2 separate regions of the Homo sapiens genome follow, and region 1 is linked to region 2. The links are chromatin loops, found by intact Hi-C in ENCODE. Cell type or tissue: OCI-LY7. All regions are shown on one strand. Each heading gives the region's core, and the rest is flanking DNA. Links, peaks and the distances in the headings are about the cores only. Region 1 has its middle 23 kb from the start of PKNOX2-DT. Region 2 overlaps MSANTD2-AS1 (MSANTD2 antisense RNA 1).

Region 1 (10,400 bases), core at 1,060-9,059, 300 kb before region 2:
GGAGCAAGAACAAGTCCCATAGTGAGAAGATGGAAACCAGGTGTGTGAAAATACGTGCAAGTGTCTGTGCAGTACATATATGAAAATGTGCAAGTATGTGTGTTTGTTTAAAGAAAAACCTAGAACTTAGTCACATTTCAGAAACATTTGGTAATTATCGCTGAAGTTTTTACAAATCAATTCCTTCTGGTCGCTTAATGTCCTTCACTAAGTGGTTTAGTTGTGAAATTTCACTTTATAATTGGGTTCATTTTAATGCAGAAAGAGGTAGATTTGCATAAGCAAATGACAAACAGTTAACAAAACCCATTAGCAGAGAGGCAGGACTCTAAAGAGCCACACACCTGGGTAGTCAGCTCAGAATCAAAGCCTGTGGCAAGGAAATCCCTGACCTCACCCAGACCAAATTCCAGGCCTCTAATGAGAGGGGAAGGAGGACACACATTTCAAGTGCCTTAACAGATTGCTTAGTCCTAGCAGACTAAGTTGCTAGGATGAGAGGAGACCCTCAGAGAGACAGTTTCATTTGCTTGTCAATGAAAAACCAAAGACTTTTCTTTCTTTTTTCTTTTTCTTTTTCTTTTCTTTTTTTTTTTTTTTTTTTTTTTTTTTTTTTTGAGATGGAGTCTCACTCTGTCACCCAGGCTGGAGTGCAATGGCGCGATCTTGGCTCACTGCAACCTCTGCCTCCCGGGTTCAAGTGATTCTTCTGCCTCAGCCTCCCCAGTAGCTGGAATTACAGGTGCCCGCCACCACGCCCAGCAAATTTTTGTGTTTTTAGTAGAGACGGGGTTTCACCATGTTGGCCAGGCTGGTCTCGAACTCCTGACCTCAGTGATCCTCCCACCTCGGCCTCCCAAAGTGCTGGGATTACAGGCATGAGCCACTACCCCCAGCCCAAAGACTTTTTTGTCTAAGGAAAGTCTGGACAAGGATTTTTTTTTAACCGGCAGTTTTATACAGCTATCTGACAACTCTTGGTCCAGATGAAAAAAGCATGGACTCAGAGTAGCGGGGGAGACAGAGAATCTGACTGCCAACTCTCATTCTGCCACGAACTAGCAAGGATCCTCATGCCTCAGTTTCCTCTTCTGTAAAAAGACAACCTAAAACTAGATTATGAGTTCTTATGTTTCCCAAACTCCTGCTGTCATCACAAGTAATTGACTCATTCATTCATTCACCCAACAGATATTTATTGCACCCTTGCTATGAGCAGGTTCTGTAGAAATTAGAGAATCATGAGGAGACAGGGTGAGGCCTCAGTGCTGGGGAACACATAGCCATAGACAAGGCCCTACCCTCGTGGAATTTATCTTCTAATGGGGTGTTATGGATTGAATTGCACCCCCCACCAAATTCATATGTTGAAACCTTAACCACTAATGTGACTGTATTTAGAGATAAGTCTTCTTTTTTTTTTTTTTTTTTTTTAAGATGGAGTTTCACTCTTGTTGCCCAGGCTGGAGTGCAATGGCGTGATCTCGGCCCACTGCAACCTCCACCTCCCTGGTTCAAGTGACTCTCCTGTCTCAGCCTCCCGAGTAGTTGGGATTACAGGCACCCGCCACCACACCCGGCTAATTTTGTGTTTTTAGTAGAGACGGGGTTTCACCAGGTTGGCCAGCCTGGTCTCAAACTCCTGACCTCAAGTGATCTGCCTGCCTCAGCCTCCCAAAGTGCTAGGATTACAGGTGTGAGCCACCGTGTCCTGCAGAGATAGGGTCTTTAAGGAAGTAATTAAGGTTAAAGTTACAAGGGTGGGGGTCTAATCCAATAGGACTGGTGTCCTTATAAAAAGAGAAAAAAACAGAGATTCCCTCCTCCTCATTCTGCCAACCTGTGCACAAAGAGGTCATGGGAGGGCATAGGGAGAAGGCAGCCACCTACAAGCCAAACAGAGAGGCTTCCCCGGAAACCAACCTTGCTAACACGTTGATCTTGAACATCCAGCCTCCAGAACTGTAAGAAAATAAATGTCTGTTGTTTAAGCCCCGCAGTCTGTGGCATTTTGCTACATAGCTGGAGCTGACAGATACAAGGGTAAGCAGGGAAGGGCACAGTGTTATGGGAGCGCAGATTAGGGCCGCCCCACCCAGGCTACAGGGGGATGGAAGGTTTTCCAGAGAACCTGCCATCCAAATATAGACCTGAAGGGAGGATTAACAGGTGCAAACAGGAGAGAGTACTCAGGGCAGGACGCCCACATGTGTGAAGACCCTGAGGGAAGAGGAGCAAGTTCTGTCAGAGGACCTGAACACGTTTCTTTATGGATGGAGCCTGGAGGGTGAGATGAAGAGGGGGTGGAATGAGGCTGAGGAGGTCGGGGGAGCCAGCGTGGCTGACATTTCATAAGCAAACACGCTGAAGATCCCAGAGAACAAGCTGCTCCACTTTTCGACACTTCGGACTCACCCCATTGATGCTTCTGATTCTGCTGGAAAAAATGCCAACTTGGGCTCTGCAGGTTCCAAGAAGTCGTGAGCTTTTCCCTGCCACCTGATTGGCTGCATCATTCCTCAGCATCACTGCGTGTGTTCCTTGTGGAAATGCTTCGCTTGTTCATCCATAAGCTCCCTCCTTACCTTTCAAAGCCTCTTCTGGGACTGCCTCTTCTGGTGCTTGCCTTCAGTTCTATAAAATTCCTTTGCTTTTCATTAATAATTGCTAGTGTTTATTGCGTTAGTTAATACTAACCATGTCCCAGGTGTTGTTTTAGGGGCTTTATGTGTATTAGCTCTTTTAATCCTCACGACAACACTATGAAGTAGATTCTATTAATTCTAGTTTATGGATGAGGAAACTGAAGCACAGAGAGATTAAATAGTCACTTGTCCAGGGCCGCTTGGCTAACAAATGGAGGAGGCAGGATTAAAACCCAGGCAGTTGGCTGGGGGCAGTGGTGCACGCCTGTGATCCCAGCACTTTGGGAGGCCGAGACTGCCTGATCTCAGAAGTTCGAGACCATCCTGGGCAACGTGGTGAAACCTCATCTCTACCAAAATACAAAAAATTAGCCAGGCGTGGTGGTGGGTGCCTGTAGTCTCAGCTACTTGGGAGGCTGAGGCAGGAGAATCGCTTGAACCTAGAAGGTGGAGGTTACAGTGAGCCAAGATTTCACCACAGCACTCCAGCCTAGGTGACAGAGGGAGGCCCTGTCTCAAAAAAAAAAAAAAAAAAAAAAACCCGGGCAGTCTAGCTTGGGTGTCTATGCTCTTAACCACTACGCTGTGCTGTCCAAAAAAAAAAAAAAAAAGATGGAAACTGAGGCTTGGCTAGGTTCTCCTGGCTAGGTGAAGCATGGGTGCCAGGACTAGAACTGAGGTCTTCCTGATCCCATGTTCTCTGCTGTTCACACTTAGCGGGGCTGCCTCTTGAGGGAAAGGAGGAGAAGCAGATGAGTTTGAGGACCACTCAGGAGGTAGACAAGCTAGGACTATCATGAGGGTAATCAAAGAATAAGGGATACAATAGGAAGCCAAGGGCAAAGCCAGGTTTCTAGGTCAACTGTGCAGCCAAACCTTCATCATCTTCTGCCACTTTATTTTATTTATTTATTTATTTATTTTGAGATGGAGTCTCGCTCTGTCACCCAGGCTGGAGTGCAGTGGTGCAATCTCGGCTTACTGCAACCTCAGCCTCCCAGGTTCAAGCAATTCTCCTGCCTCAGCCTCCTGAGTAGCTGGGACTACAGGTGCGTGCCACCACGCCCAGCTAATTTTTATGTTTTTAGTAGAGACGAGGTTTCACCATGTTAGCCAGGATGTTCTCGAGCTCCTGACCTCGTGATCCACCCGCCTCGGCCTCCCAACGTGCTGGGATTACAGGCGTGAGCCACCGCGCCCGGCCTGCCACTTTATTCTTTATTCATTCATTCTTTCGTTCATTTGACACATACTGTGTTTCAGGTGCTGGCTGGGAAAAGCAGGAATTGGGGAGCGGGTAGACACTGAGACTGGCCATGACACTCACCAGGCCTTACTCCTTCCCCTTGTCCATGGAGCTCAAGGACTTTGCATTCTAGGGGATGGGGTTGATAAATAAATTATTACAACGTGATTATAAGTATATCAATATATCTACATCTATCTGTCTACCTATCTACCTACCATCTACCTACCTATAAAAGGAGTACAAGGAAGACAGCCCATCTCTGACTAAAGAAGTCAGGGGGAGCCTCAATCTAGAGAGGGTACCACTGGAGCCAGTGCTGAAGGTTATGATGGGAATATCCTAGGAGAGTATCGGGGATCCTGGGAGCTTCCCTGGAAAGTCTGTGACTGATGCCTGAGCTCTTCAACCAGAGTCATCAAATTCAGATATTCACTCTGAAAGGAGCCTCAGAGGCCCTCTCTATCCACAGGTGAGCCGACTGAGCAGTGCCAGGCCTGGGGTGAAGCGGAATTTCAGGAAGCACCCCGTCTCCAGCCACACAGGCGCCAACCCGCCAGCACCACCCTGCAAGCAAGGCCTCACCCTGGTCTCAGGCACAGCTCTCTCCAAGGGTCACACAGCAAAGCCAACAGTGCCATGCAAGGACCCCTGCCGCCTGCACTCCAGTCTTCTGCGTTTTGTGATTATGGAGAGCAAGGGAAAGGGAGAAGGAAAAGAAGGGGAAGAGGAGTCAAGAAATGCACCGCAGTCTCCTGTTCCTACAACAGAAAAGACAGCTCTGAAACTCTATATCCACCCACTTCAAGTTCCCGCCTTCCTCAAGCTTTATGTTCAGAAATGAGGATCTCTTCCCCACAGAGCCCTTCCCTCCCCTCTTTCTACTACGTGCTCTTCCAATTCCACACCTTTTCAACATTTATTTCAGCTGCAGATTGTCTTTCAAAAGCTGGCGGGGCGAGCCCTGCAGAGCCCACCACCGCGGCCAGAGGGTTGTAGTTCTACAGTCAGCCAGCAGGGGGCAGGCCTGCTCCGAGTCTCCGTCCTGCCCCGACCATCCCAGCCCCCCAGCCCAGTCACAACTCCTTAGAGATGCAAATTGAGAGGCAGCCTTCCTAACCCGAGAGGGCTGCTAATTCTCTGACAGTATGCAGATTTCCATCTTGCCTTTGCCTGGGTTTATTTGTTTTACTTTGCAATAAATTTAATACAGACTCCCTGAAGCAGAGAGGCAGATGGACTATAAAGTGCATTTTGAGCAGCCTTAGTTACTAGGTTAGTGTGGGTTTTGATCCCTGCTTAAATTATATCTATGAAATTTGACATGGATTTGGGTCTGGGGTTTGCTGGCTCCTTGGTGCTCTGGAGCGGCTTTTAGAGCATTTACAAGGGTTGATTTGATTATTGGGGCTTTAATTTTTCACAGAGGCTAACGAGGAGGCTGGGAAGCCCGGCCGGGGCCTGGCAGGAAGATGGAAAAGCTGGGATAAGTTGGGTTTCTACCTGCCCCAGTGTTCACGGTATCGAAATCGTTTTCTCATGTCCCTCGAGGGGCCCTAAGTCACTCTCACCAAAGAGCTGCATGCGGAAACCTGTTCTGATTCCCGGGGTAGTAGTGCAGCAAGGAGCTAGCTCAGATTCTACGAAAAAAGTCAGACGCACATATGGGACAGACATAACTAAAACATCTATAAAGAAACATTAACAAGAATGGTACAGATCAGCATTGTATAACAATGTAAATTGGATGTGAGGGGACTTGGCAGAAGGACAAAAGTCAACACACTCCTGTTAACCCCTTTGCCTTGTGCCAGAGTGTGCGGCCTCCCACTTCCCTACTTCCTTCCAGCAGATCCCTGAAGAAAGGAGGCAGAAGGAACTAGGAATGGGATGAGTTGGGTTCTTGCCCTGGCTCCACCGATTACTTCTTTGTTCAGATATTTGGTGAATATATTTAATTTCTGCAAGCTTCAGTTTCCCTCTGCACAGCTGGAATTTCATTATCATGAGGACCCAGTAAGAGATCTTCAGGAAGAATGTGTGTAGGCTGTAAAGGACCGGACCATAAAAAGTGAGTACATGGACAGATGTCATTCCCCGGTTGTGAAATGGTCATTGATGGATTAGGGTAGCAAGGCTTCAAGGCCAGAGAGGAGCTATTAATGGAATTTCCAAAGCCAGTCCATGAGGCAACATTGGTGGAATGAGTTGGGTTTCACAAACTAGCCAAGGTGTGAGACGGCCAGCTTTCTCACTGGTGGTGAGTTCTGTTCACCTGTGTGCGAAGCCTGCCTGCCAGCAGAGGACACCCTGAGAAGGTTCCAGCAGCAGCAGCAGCAGCAGCAGACGCCGAGGATTGTCCTGCAGAGCCCTGAGGGCTTGGCCACCCTGGCTGTGGGAGACTGGCAGGGGCTGGTGCTGCAGATTCATCTTCTCCCGCGTGAACCCGAGTGCAGGCAGAGCTCGGAGACAGAGGAGGGAGGGGAGGGAGGGCCCCTTGGCAAGAACCCAACTCATCCCATTCCTAGTTCCTTCCGCCTCTTTTCTTCAGGGGTCTGCTGAAAGGAAGTAGGGAAGTGGGAGGCCCGTCCCTCCTGCCTCCCTCCTCTGCATCTTCACATCTCTTAGGCCAGAGACTGGAGCAGGAAAGGGAGTTTGAGGGGGAACTAAGAGGAATGTGTTTGAAGAGCCAAGAAGAGCAAAGATTTGGGAGCCACCAGAGAAAAGGGGTAGAGAGTAGAAAGAGGCAGGTCGGGGAGAAAGGAAGGAACCATCACACATTGATATTTACTCCTGAAACTTTGAAGAGGATTGTGAACTGCTGGGGGAAGGGGAGAGAAATGAGAGAAGAGAAAGGAAATAACCAGCTCCACATGAAGGAGGGGGTGGGGTACAGGGGAGGTGGAGGCTGAGATTAAATGGAAATGAGGGGCTTGGTCACCATGGAGAAAGAAGCTGGAAGCTTTGGCAGCAGTTTGTCTATTAGGAGGAAAGGCAGGGATCAAAGAAGCTGTGGTGTGTCTATACACACAACCGGATTGGAAAATAACTAGCTGAATTCTGCCCAAAGCAGGGGGGGAGGGGGAAGGGAGTGAAAACTGGTTGAATTCTTTCCCAAATAACAATGGTTCTCCCCACGCTCGTTTCTCCCTTCTATCTGTTCCTCTGTCGCCTTAGGAACACACTACACTGAAACTGTTGGGTTGTGAAGATTTTGTTAAATTAAATTTGGTGACTTCCCCTCCGCCCCAGTGACCTGTGTGTTCAAGGGAATGGAAACCCTACATCCTGTCCCGGACAGAGGAAGGGAGATGGTAGCTGTGGTGGGGAAGGAGGGCGAAAGGAGGGACGCAGCAGTGAGGGTAAACCAGCCGATGCCTTGGTCTTCACGGGACCCTCTGAAGGAGAATGAAGAAATCCAGAAGCAGTGGCCACCGGCCAAAAGAATGGCCACACAGCCTCTCCAGAACCACAGCGGGGCTGCACTGGGACCCATGCTGGGTCTCTGCCTGACCCTGGGCTTTTCAGAGAGCCCACAAAGGCTTTTCTCCAGGAACACCCTCCCTGTTCCAGACCACATGGCAGGTGAGCAGGCGGGCCAAGGGACAGCTGTCTGGGTAAAGGTGGGGTGGAGTGTGGAAAGATCTGAGACCAAGGCCCACAGGCTCCTCAAACACAGAACAGCGCTGGGGCCAAGAACTGGAGTGGGGCGGGGGGCCTGAGGCCAGGGCCTCCACGTGGACCCTTCCCCTAACCTGTAAGTATCAGCAGCGGGGTGCAGCGGGGGGCCTGAGGCCAGGGCCTCCACGTGGACCCTTCCCCTAACCTGTAAGCATCAGCAGCAGTGCTGAGCAGGGGGGAGTCTGGCTTCCCGGCTGGAGGCAAGGAGACTGAAGGAAGAAGGAATCAAGGTTGCTGAAGGTTAGAGGCTTCAAGGGAAAATGGAGCAGGGGGCAAGCCTCTGACTCTGAGTGTGTGTGAAGAGCAGGGTGGAGAGGAACAGAGCCATACATCTGTCTCTTGCGATCTTCGGGATACACTACGCTAACATTTTGAAAATCATTCATCATTTATCTGAAATTCAAGTTTGACTGGCTAGCATGTATTTTGTCTGGCATCCCTATCCCTGGGTCCAAGGGATTGGGGTGATAACCACAAGGCTTATGTCACAAATTGGGTGAGGCCAGGGAACCCTTATAGACCTCAGAGGTTGGTGACTTACAACATACCATGGAGCTTTACCCATGCCCAGGTCCGATCAGTGTGTCCCAACTGTAGCTGGGGTTAGGAGAGCAGTGTCGTTTGCAGGCACGCTGGGCCATGGGGGAGCTTGGCCAAAACTTCATCTCTGCCAGTGCCTTTAGGAGTGAACCAGAATCCGGCAAGATCAGAGCGACTCCCCCAGAGGAAAAACTGCCTTTTTTCTACATCCACGCGAGTCTTGGAGGCTAGCGAGGCCTAAACTAAACCAATAAGAATGTTCTCCCTGGGGAGAGCAGCTTGCCTCAGTCCTTCTGAGGAGTGTAACTAACACTGTTCTCCAGTCCTTCCCCATTCAGACAACTCTGAACAATACTTCCCTAACCTAAAACTCTCCTCCTGCAGCGGATGCTCTTTCAAATTCTATTCAGAATCCAGCCTCTAAGATGCTACATTCCAAGAGGAAAGAAAATAAATACATACATAAATCAATAATAATCCTACATTAATTTCAAACTCAGTTATGAACACAGAAGCAAAAAAAATCAATGGTGGCCGAATGAAAAAGGGCAGACTGAAAGGGTTTCTTAATCCAGAAAACTTTTATAATGATATGACACATAATAGAGAACAAAATAAAATTAAAACAATAAAAAAAAGGTACACCCAGCAAGCAGTGTCCTGTTAAATAATTGGATGAGATTCATCAGAGTAGCAACTGGCGCTGAGCGTTTTTTAATTTTCTCCCTGCTGGAGCCTCTCCTCTCACAGTATCAACAAATAGATTAACTACTTGTCAGAGACGAGGCCTTCACACAGCAAAATTGAATTCTTCAGTATTTATCTTCCCCCTTTACACCCCCTGCCCAAAGAGGAATATCTGATCACTTTTTAAAAAAAGATCCCAAATCTAGAAATGATTAATTCTGTCCCATGATGCAAAGGGTTAATTCCACCATGGTTCATGAAGGAAAGCCAGGTTTAATAAGAATTGCTAATTGCCTTTTCCTTAGGAAGGAATGAACTTTGAAAGGGCAAAAGACAGAGGCAGCTTCACCCCTTCAATGATGTATCTGTGGCAAGGGCAGGCCCACCGGTGTCACGGTGTTTTAGAGAAACGAAGGTTCTGCAGGAGTTGGACTAGGGAGGAATGGCGAGCCCACGGAGGCACAGCCTGCCACAGAGCAGCCATGGCCACAGGCCCATCCACAGCAATGCTTTCATTTCAGGAAAACAACGTAATGGTTCAAATTGGACTAATATGGTTACCTTAAAAATTTTTTGCTTTAGAATTTTGTTAGTATTCAATTAATTCTTAGTTATAATGGAGCTACAAACATTGGGAAGTTATACCTATTTTTGGTTTGTACTTTTTGGGTTACACTATGATATAAATAATGTAGGTCAATATTAGATGTCTGGGGAAATATTCTTCCTTTTTTAAAAACGATGTGAACGTTAATCAAATATGAGAAACAATCGGAGGCTGGAAGAACTCAGCCAGAAGGTCCGAATGCCCAGGGGACTAATCCTCACATAATTCACTAGGTAACATGGGCAAGGCTGTGACTTATTCAGTGTCAATTTGAAAACAGGGATTATAGCCCTGTCATAGTGGCTCACATTTGTCATCCCAGCACTTTGGGAGGCTGAGGCAGGTGGATCATTTGAGGCCAGGTGTTTGGGACAAGCTTGGCCAACACGACAAAACCCCATCTCTACTAAAAATACAAAAATTAGCCAAGCATGGTGGCCAGTGCCTATAGTCCCAGCTATTCAAGAGGCTGAGGCAGGAGAATCACTTGAACCCCGAAGGTGGAGGTTACAGTGAGCCGAGGTCACGCCATTGCACTCCAGCCTGGGCGACAGAGCAAGACCCTGTCTTAAAAAAAAAAAAAAATTAGTTTTGAACTAGTTATTCCACACCCATTATCTCCAGATCAAACAAGATAATGGTGTGGAATAACTATTTCAAAAAGTTTAACCATTTAGAAACCATTAAGAAAAGTGTTTTTCCATCACATCATAATAAAGGGTAAGCAGTCTACTTTGAGGCAGATTGTTCTTGGATTTGCATGCTTGAACTCACTGAGATGAAAGAGCTGTCAGCTCCATCATGGTTAACCTAAGAAGACGTCAGGGAGGAGAAGGAGGAAGAGGATAGAGGAAGGAACCTGTATTTAGCCCATTGGTACCTGGCTTAGCTCAGAGACCCTGCTGGGCAGTCTGTCCATCCGTGCTCCATGAAGGTGTTAGTCATAGGCCTTTCTGTTCTGTCCAGTCCCCCTCTCTGCTTCCTCTGTTCTCTT
Region 2 (10,400 bases), core at 1,133-9,132:
CACATACACACACGCGCGCGCACACACAAACGCACACATGCATGCACAGGTCCGAGGATGTCCGAGCCAGGCAGAGCCTGGGTCGTGACCCAGCCAGGGCTGCAGACCCGGCTGGCCTCGCAGGATATTACCTCAGCCCCAGCAGCCCTAATATCTCCTGGGCATCTGCCCAGCGAGCCTACTGCCATGCGGTCGTTTGCATCAAGTCCCTTCCCTGCAAGGGAAGGGGGTCCTCTTTCTCTCCAAAACAGTCCACAAACCTTCATCTCTTTTGTTTAATTTCATTGACTAACCAAATCCTTACTGGCCTGCACCTACTTTGTGCATTGGGAACATGGTTGGGAACATGATTTAGGAGATGGAGATACAGACATAGCCCCTGTCAGGCATCAGGAAGCTTCCACACCGGCCAGGAGGGAAACAAGTGAAAAAGCAAACCAAACAAAGAGCAAAACCACCCATCAGTGGCAAGGTCCTCATCTTAAAGTGAGCCAGAATGCTGTGGAAGTGCGGAGTAGGACATGGAATGCAGTCAAGGCTTGCCAAGAAGGCCTTTCCTAAGATCAAAGCCTGGAGTGGGACTTAAGCTAGAAGTGGAAGCCAGCCAGGGAAGCAGTGGATGTTTAAAGGAGTAAACAGCAAATACAGAGAGGACATAACATAGACAAAACTGTGTGCACAGAGCCCTGTGGCTATTCCGTCCAGCTGGAGGACGGAGTTGTGACAAGGAGACAGCATGAGGTAAGGAGCTAGCCATGGCAGAGCCCAGGACATGAGGAGCCTTGTGTGCTGTGCTAATGTTGACTTCGATGTAACCTAAAGGCAATGAGCAGTTAGTGACGGATTTTAAAGCCAGAGAGTGACATGGTTAGACATATGTTTTGGAAAACCTCATTGCGAGTGAGGAGGATGAGTTGGAGGAGGACAGGAATGGAGGAAGGGAGGCTAATTAGCAGGCTAGGTGGCTGATTGGATGTGGGAGGCAAAAGAGGGAGTGGAGTTTGGAATATTCCCAAGTTTCCTCTGCAAGGTGTGTTTGCAAATGGGGAGGAAGGTTATCTTGAAGTGGTCCCAGGTCTCTGGCTCAGCTCAACTTGCAGGTAAGGCAGAAACCAGCTGGTCTTCCCTGTTTGCTTTACCCTCGTCTTGGTAGGCAGCCAGGAGACTTGTCTTCCAGTCTCAGGAAGGTAAGCTACTTCATCAGCTCTCTCATCTATAAGGTGAGAGACTTGGATTGGATCTGCTTTACAGACTTACTCCTGCAGGGCAGGGGGTCCAGGGTCTAAGAAGATCAAAGCATGCCAAGGCAAGAATGAATGCCTACTGAAGGAGGCAGTGCCCCTCAGCCAAAGTCTGCTCTAGTCTTGCTGGAAAAGGACTCAAGGTTGCCAGATATTCTACAACGGAAGCCAGAGGTCAATGTTTTTAATATGACATCTTCTAATTTTAAAATGCCCAATCAAAATATACTTGGTTTGAAACACATGAGATATATTTAAATCCATTTGTTCATAAGTGATTTAAAAAAAATCGTTGGTCACCATTAGGGGAATCTGAGGAATCACCTCATTATTTTGATAAATAATAAGGGAAAGAATCAAGCATTTATCCTGCCTTTCCTATTTGACGTGTACCTCTGCATAAACAAATCATTGATGACAGATTCTCTTTAGAGAAGTATTCAAGCTCATAAATGAAGAGTGAATCATAGAACTAGAATGTCACAACTTGGCAATCCCTAATGAAATAATGGGTCTAGACAATGGTCATCACTGACAAGCAGACATTACTTTGGATCGAATTAAACTATGGTCTATGAATTATTCTTTAAAAAATCCAGCATTAATTGATCAAGCCTCTATATCTAACAACCAATTTACAGGAAATGTAGAGGTAGAAGAACATGTTAAATGGCACCATGGGGATACATTTAACAAAATCCAGACTGTGGAAAATTCTACAGAACAAATGATCTGGTTTATTTAACAAATAAATTTCCAGGAAAAAAAGAGATTAACTGGGGGATTATCCGATTAAAGGAGAGAATGCACTGTGGAGATTCATTTGGATCCCAATTTGAACAATAAAGAAAAATAAGACAATTGGGGAAGTTTGAACATTGACTATATATTTGAGGACAAGGAATTATTGTTTTAGGTGTGATATTGATATTATTATGCTATTTAAAAGAATTCTTATCTTTTAGGACTACTTTTTAGTACTTAAAGAAGAAATGATAGGATTTCTGAGATTTGCTTCAAATTCTGGAGGAGAGTGGGAGAATAGATGAAGGAAGATTGCCTTTGAATAGATTAAGTGCTGGCTGAAACTGGGTGGTGGGACTATGGGGGTTTATTATAGCATTCTCACTAATTTATATATATTTATGATCCACAATATGCTATTATTCATGATGGAAAGTTTAAAAAACACTTTATGGACCAAAATGTGTTGGTGGCCTGGATTTGGTCCACAGGCTGCCAGACTGTGGCCTCTAAATCTGATGACACTTCAGCTTCCATCCAACTGTAAATTGCCCGTGAGTCCAAACCATCAGTGGTAGGACCCCTTACTACTAGACTTTGATTCCCCAAACCTTTTTCTGGTCCCTTGTCAGGTCCTTTCCCAGAGGTTCCCATCCCACAGGGAACGCGGTAGTGTGGCAGAGAGGAGCATTAAACAAAGCCATGACGACCAGCCAGAGTTCCCTGGGACGGAAGATACCAGAGGATTGGGGTGCTTAGGATTGGGGTGCTTGGAGCAGGGCGTCTGGAGCTGTCACAGACTAGCGCTGCTCCTCTATCCAATTCTCTAGCCTCCGTGTTGAAGATACACACTGCATCCGGCCAGACCCACTTTTTACCTGAGCATTCCAGAGCCCAGCCAAGGCAAAGACATCTACTACCCAGGAAAAAAATAATAATAAAAGGCTGAAGGCTCCCCTGCGGAGTTCGGGTTAGAGAAGAGGGTGGTCAGTCTCAGGGAGACAGAGCGATTGGGGCAGAGGAGGGGAGAGAGTGAAAGTCCCCTTGTCCGAAGGCACGTGAGAAGGACAGTGCAGCAGACGGGCACGGAGCTATTTCCGTGCGGTCTCTTGTCTTATTGCATGTCCCCCCGCCCCACGCAGTGAACTACCCTTCCCTTGGCACGTGTCTGCGGCGCTGGCTGCTCATTTAGAAACGAAGGGGCCAGCTCGCAGAGTGCATCGCGCGGGCGGCCGCAGAGGGGACGCACAATAGGCAATCAGCGGCCGCGGGGCGGGAGGGGAAGGCGCGGGGGCGCTGCCGGGGGCGCCCGTAGCCTGCGCGCTCCAAGGGCGCTTCCATCCCTCCCCAGCCCCGGGGCCTTTTATTGTTCGCTGGACCAGCTCCTGTTCGTCGGACTGGCGCTGGCGTGGGAGGTTTGGCGAGAGGCGGTCTAGGCCGTTGCCCAGCCCGGGATCCTGCGTGCAGGCGCGCCCTCCACTCGCCCGCGCTCCCACCCAGGTGTCCGCGTGCGGGGATTAGGCGGCCCGCCGGGCTCCCGCCTCCTCCATCAGCCGCTAATGGGCCGTCCTCGGCCTGGCCCCCGCGCCATTGTGTGCGCGTGGGGGTGACGCCGGGTCTCCGCGGCGCGGTGGAGGGTGACCGCGCGCCGCTGCCACCCCGCTTCACACCTGCTCCCCGCCCCCAGCCCCGGCCGCGCTTCGTGTTCCCTCCCTCCCCGCGGGAGGGGTCTCAGCTGGGGCTGCAGTTGGTAAAGAGGCCGTGGAGAGGCCGGCGGCGGCCCGAGGAGGAGCCATAAATTTGGAGCAGATGCGGCCTGACAGTCACCCAGCCCGGGGAGGTGGGGGAGGGCTCTACGCCCCTCCCAGGCCGCGTCTTCTGGTTTGCAGCTGAGTTAGATGGATTCCAGGCCGAGGTGACCCGGGACTTTGGACACACGGAGCCTGTGCTCCTCACTCCCCCACCTCTGCCGGCCGCCCATTGTGTGCCCACGTGCAGGGAGAAGGAATAGGGGGCAGGGACATGTCTGCATTGGCTTATGATTTTCCCCCTAAAAAATGTCGTTTTCCAGCAGAGACTGTGACAAAGTCGGCCACCCTGGCTCTGAGCTGGCGCTTTTTGACAGCAGCCAGAGAAAAATATGGAAGATAGTAGAAGCAAGCTTCAGCTGTTCATTCTGCACTATTTTTTAAGTGCCTGTTTTGTGCTAGAAAGGTAAGGAGGCACAGGCATACAGGATGGGGAGATGGGAAAAGGTGGCGGAAAAAATACCAAGGACTAATACTTGCCATACTATAAGTATTGTGTGTACTGTAATTCTGCACATTAAATAGTATTTTCCTTTAGAAAGTGGCAGTTCCTCCAGCAGAGGAGGGAGCAGGGTGCAGTGTCTCGGGGGGTTGATGGAGTTCGCTCTCAATCCAGGTATCCCATCCACAAATATATGCGTGTCAGGGGTGCTTTCCGCGGATCTGGAAGGGAGTGAAAAGAGCTGGAGCTGCACCCAGGTGGGGTGGACACAGCCCTATTTATCTTATTTGCTCTGGGTACTGTAGGGATTCTTCTCTAGTGTCGCTTTAATTGAAGACTGAGTCTCCCATCTGAAGATCTTGTGACCAAGGGTGATTGGAGGGTCAGTGTCCACAAAGCTGGTGCTCAGTTGGCAAAAACCTCTGCCACCTCCCTTTGTGGCTGTTCTCTGCTCCCTCTAACACTCTGGGCTGGACTGGGTAACTAGATTGGCTTCTAGGACCCATTGCTTCTCCCCTTAGCTCCCACTCCGACAAGTCTCCCTGGTCTGTGCCCAGAGGATCACCCTAAGACTAGAGCAAGCTTGTGCAACCCACGGCCCATGGGCCGCATGCAGACCAGAACACCTTTGAATGCGGCCCAACACAAATTCATATATGTTCTTAAAACATGATGAGGTTTTTTGCAAAAAAAAAAATTTTTTAGCTAGTGTATTTTATGTGTGGCCCAAGACAATTCTTCTTCCAATGTGGCAGGGAAGCCGAAAGATTGGACACCCCTGGACTAGAGATTCACAGCTTGCATGAAAATCACCTGGAGGCCTTATTAACCCTGCCCTACAGTTTCTGATTCCTTTGATCTGGGGTACGGGCAGAGATATTGCATTTCTGAAAGTTTCCCAGGTGGTGACAGTGGTGATACTGGGGGCCACACTTTGAGAGTACTGGCCTACAAGGAAAGGAAAATAGGGGCAGGTGAAAAAAGGAAGGAGCTGAAGTCTTCAGTGCTGGAGGAGGTTACTGGAAGCTGAAGCTCTCCAGGGTACTTGGGTATCTTCACCCTCTGTGAGGGATCCATAGGCCAAATCCCCAAATAATTGTGGACATATTCCAGAATTCATATTCTAGTATTCGAGTGTGTGTGTGTGTGTGTGTGTGTGTGTGTGTTTCTGAAGACTTAGCACTCCCCCTAATGGCTTCAGATGATTCTGCACTCTCCTCAGCCTTTCAACGGGAAGCAAGAATTACTCTTATTTTCCCAGCCTAACTTGGTTATCCACTCCCATCTCTTTGTCACTGATGGAGCGGGGCATTGTCTTACACATTTGTTTACAAATTGAAGAGCATAGTTTTTTTTTACACAATAGTTTGTGTACTAATGAATGAATTAGTGCTATCTTTCCTCTTTAGGAGAACCTTGTTCTCCTAAAATCTACCTTAAGTCACATTTGAAGTGTTGTAGAACCACCTACCAGTGTTCTAAAACACTTCAAATGTGTTCATAGGGAATGAGTTCCAGATGGTTGCCTAAAAATTCTCCCCAAGGTGTCGGTGCCGTTGTCATCAGTTGGGAACTTTTGGCTGGCGGCAAGCACAACCCGAGTCAGAGGTTAAGGATGGATTTGCAAAGTGGAATTTTTAAGTGTGGTATATGGACAGATCAGATGAGAAAATCAAGTGGCATTTTATTTCTCACCACCAGGTGGCAGACCTAACCTCATTAATGAGAATCATCCCTAGACTTGAAGCCTGGCCTGAATTCTACTTTTTTCATATATGAGCCAGGGCAAAAGAGCTGTTTCTCTACTTAAATGACTCAGAAATTTGGGGTAGGGAGAACAATGCTTGAAAATATCTTTGTAGGCCGCGGTGGCTCACGCCTGTAATCCCAGCACTTTGGGAGGCCGAGGCGGGTGGATCACGAGGTCAGGAAATCGAGACCATCCTGGCTAACACGGTGAAACCCCGTCTCTACTAAAAATACAAAAAATTAGCCGGGTGTCGTGGCGGGCGCCTGTAGTCCCAGCTACTTGGCAGGCTGAGGCAGGAGAATGGCGTGAACCCGGGAGGCGGAGCTTTGCAGTGAGCCGAGATCGCGCCACTGCACTCCAGTCCGGGCAACAGAGCGAGACCCCGTCTCAAAAAAAAAAAAAAAAAAAAAGAAAATATCTTTGTAACTGCCGCCAATGTACTTGAGTAATCCCTTGAGCTTCCTGATCCGTGAGGAAGGGCTCGCTGATACTTTTTTTTCCTTCTGGAAAGAGGGAAAACATATGGATGTAACAAAATGGGTTACTTAAGAAAAATGTAAGCGATCTAACTTCTAACCAGAGGTTTCTGCCAGGGCATAAACACATGGCAGCCCTAAACAGCTTTGCAGGCACATGGCTTCCTTCACTTCCAGCCCGTCTGGCAGGCACCCTCTTAATTCCTACCAACTTAATTCCTACCACCCGAGTTCTTTGTTCTGTCGCCCATATTGAAGTTTCCTCAAACTAAAAATGAAAGCTTTATTATAATTCTGGAATCTACTCAGGGCCTTCTTAACTAAATTCTAACTTGCAGTATACGGACATGTAGTTGATCTCTCCTTTATCCCAAATGATCTTGACCCTCAGATCATAGTCAACGTATAAATTAAATTCAACCTAAATTATATAACTATAGCAAGGGTTACACACACACAGCAAGAATGCAGGACGGGCGCGGTGGCTCATGACTGTAATCTCAGCACTTTGGGAGGTCAAGGTTGGCGGATCACCTTAGATCAAGAGTTCAAGACCAGCCTGGCCAACATGGCAAAACTCCATCACTACTAAAAATATAAAACTTAGCCAGGTGTGGTGGCGTGTGCCTGTAGCCCCAGTTCTCAAGAGGCTGAGACACGAGAATCTGCTTGGGAACCTGGGAACCTTGAACCTGGAAGGCTGAGATTGTAGTGAGCCAAGACTGCACCACTGCACTCCAGCCTGGGCAACAGAGCGAGACTCTGTCTAGAAAAAATAATAATTATATATATATATATATCTTACAGGAGGGGTCAATGAATGTTTTGGGAGAAGGGCAGTGAAGATTTCTGTTCTACACACCTTTCTCATCTCAGGGCTATATTACAGCAGATTCTGACAGTATAGTAGCTTTCTTCACAATGTCAAGATCAGAGCAGATCTATACCTTACATAGAAGACAGAAAATTGACTATACCAACATCAGGTCCTCCAGCATAGGTGGGACATTACCTTTTCAGCCTGCAGGGCTTAGTACTTCTTTCAGCTGATCGGCTTCAGGCCTCTTCCTCATTTTGGAAAGGGCAAATCTCAGGTGCACACTGAAAATCTTAGACTAAGTAGCCTGGTACAGTGGCTCACGCCTGTAATCCCAGCACTTTGGGAGGCCGAGGAGGGTGGATCACGAGGTCAAGAGATCGAGAACATCCTGGCCAACATGGTGAAACCCTGTCTCTACTAAAAATACAAAAATTAGCCAGGCGTGGTGACATGCACCTGTACTCCCAGCTATTCGGGAGGCTGAGGCAGGAGAATCGCTTGAACCCAGGAGGCGGAAGCTGCAGTGAGCCAAGATCATGCCACTGCACTCCAGCCTGACGGCAGAGCCAGACTCCGTCTCACAAAAAAAAAAAAAGAAAATCTTAGACTAAGTAAAACCCTCCAGCCCAGAGTGCTTCTCTGCATTGGGCAATTCACTCTCACTGCCAGAGCTCCCTTATACACTTTAAATGCTTATAAATACACTAACAGACAGAGCCTATGGGAAACAATATAAGAGGATTGGATAGTAAGTATTTGGTTTTTTCTATGTAGTTTGTTAACAGAATCAGTCAAAATATATTTATGGAATGCCCACAGGCTACATAGCATGGTACTTCACCCTTCATTGAAAATCCATTAAAACAATTACTGGGTCATGCCTGGAAACTTTTTTCACAAAGGAATTTTCTTTAGTTGCTGGGTTGACAGGAACTAATTTGAGATGCAAAACTAACAACCCCATTTGAACTAGCAAGCCCTTATGTAAACCACTACAAGTGATATGTTTGAATTTATTCGCACCTGTGCCTGTATATATGGACTTAAAAGCTAAAGATATCGTGGTATTAATATGCATATAAGGGAAGGAGAGTTTTAAAAGTTAGTGAATCATCTTCCACTAATGCTTGGTAAATGTTTACCAAGAAGGTTGTGCCCTGGTTATAGGCCGGTAATGACCACCAATAAATAAAACTGTTTTCACCTCTATAACAGTTATGGAATGTCATTCCTTCTTGCCTTTCATACCAGGAAAACTAGGCTGAAGAAAAAAATCACTTCTTTTTAATCAAGGCAAAAACAGACTCACCCAACCAAAAACCAACCCTTGGTATTTGAAATTAGTTTATTAACATAGGGAGATTTCATATTTTTTTATTGTTTTCTCCCACCACTAACTTTAAGACTTTAACAACCTTTATTAGAATACACACACAGCTATATATATATATTTGGTTCTGTCTTCTCTAAATCATTTGTTTAACAAGGAATTTTTTTACTTAAGGCACTGGTATAGAAAATGTACCCCATTTCTTGCATATCTTGCATGTTATGGGGTCTTGTTAAGTGTTTCCAAGTTTGGTGGAATCACCACCATTTCTACCCCTGGTCCATATTTTTAGTTCCAGATCTTCTCTGCAACCACTATCCCAGTCCAAAACCCTCTACTGTATTCGCTGTCTTCTTAGTGCGGAGGAGAAAGAAAGAGCAGGGTTGGGCAGAGGGTCTTATTCTGCCTTAAAAGAAGGTTATACTTTCTGTCAAAGGATAGAACTCTGACTGACTTAACGAAAAATACAGTAGTATAAGTTTAGACCCAAGGTCAGATAGTCCTGGGGCTAAAGCTCAGATCCATCACTTAGCAATTATGTGATTTGCTGCAAGTCACCTAACTTCTCTGAGCCAAGGCTGCCCTTCTCACTTGTAAAGTGAAGCTTAAATAAGATAATACATATGAAAGGCTGGGTGTGGCAGTTGCACCTTAGTCCTTGCACTTTGGGAAGCCAAGGCCTGTGGAGCCCTTGAGCTCAGGAGTTCAAGATCAGCCTAAGCAACATGGCAGTAAGCTGTCTCTACAAAAAATACAAAAATATGCTGGCTGTGGTGGCATGTGCCTGTATTCCTAGCTACTTGGGAGGCTGAGGTCAGGAGTTCAAGACTAGCCTGAGCAACATAGTAACAACCCGTCTCTACAAAAAATACAAATATGCTGGTCATGGTAGTGCATGCCTGTAATCCCAGCTATTCAGGAGGCTGAGGTGGGAGGATCGCTTAAGCCCTGCAGATTGAGGCTACAGTGAGCTGTGTTAGTGCCACTGCACTCCAGCCTGGGAGATAGAGTGAGACCCTGTCTCAAAAAGAAAAAAAAAATGCACATGAAATGCTTAATGTCTGCCCTACTACAATGCATCAGAGAATAGAAGTTATTAGTATCTACCGGACCCAAACCTCTGTGAGAATAGAAGCTTGCTTCACTTCTGTTGCTTTGGGCAAAACTTCACCTGTGATCAAGAGAGTATGTGTGTGTGATACTGTGAAATATATATTTGGTCTTCTCCTGTCTCCTGACATATAGCTTCCCAAACCCTTGGAATCTCTAAAGCAACAGGAGTCTTTTGTATGCTAATGAGGTAAATGGTGGCCCAGCCATGATTAGAGGGCTGGGACTTTCAGCCCCACCCTCCAACCTCTGGGGAAGGGAAAGGATCTGAAGTTTGGGTTGGTCACCAGTGGTCAATGATATAATTATTCATGCCTACATAATGAAGCTTCCATGAAAACCCAAAAGGACAGAGTCTGGGGAGCTTCCAGATAGCTGAACACATGGAGGTGCCTGGAGGGTGGTGCCCTGGAGAGGGCATGGGAGCTCCGCACCCCTTCCCTGTGCATCTCTTCCAGCTGGCTCTTGATCTGTGTCCTTTGTAACATCCTTGTAATAAATGGGTAAGTGTAAGTAAAGTGTTTCCCTGAGGTCTATGAGTCACTCTAGCAAATTAATCAAACCCAAGGTGAGGGCCCTGAAAACCTCAATTTATAGTTGCTTGGTCAGAAGCACAGGTTACAGCCTGTGGTTATGACTGGCGTTTGAAGTGGGGCAGCCTTGTGGGACTGAGCCCGCA

The links. Peaks named below come from ENCODE experiments on the same cell type or tissue, not always from the same donor. Only the 100,000 strongest peaks of a DNase experiment are listed, where the experiment ranks them.
Region 1: a loop joins it to region 2, with 5 times the contacts of the local background. A loop is called at or near these places in 4 of 110 quality-filtered maps.

The regions. Positions count from the first base shown.
Region 1 is chr11:125,136,423-125,146,822 of GRCh38, reverse strand. No RefSeq gene overlaps it. Among named protein-coding and RNA genes, the nearest start is that of PKNOX2-DT, 23 kb to the left of the region's middle. RefSeq lists an enhancer at 4,476-5,032. In OCI-LY7, for the core only: CTCF peaks have their summits at 4,707 and 4,907 (motif pointing right); a DNase peak (open chromatin) is centred at 4,952.
Region 2 is chr11:124,832,696-124,843,095 of GRCh38, reverse strand. It overlaps MSANTD2-AS1 (MSANTD2 antisense RNA 1), which reads right to left. Exons shown (of 5, transcript NR_103862.1): 5 at 8,609-10,210. Among named protein-coding and RNA genes, the nearest start is that of ROBO3, 28 kb to the left of the region's middle. RefSeq lists an enhancer at 1-503. In OCI-LY7, for the core only: CTCF peaks have their summits at 5,262, 5,465 and 5,897 (motif pointing right); DNase peaks (open chromatin) are centred at 5,435 and 5,955; H3K4me3 peaks cover 1,498 bases; H3K27ac peaks cover 1,363 bases.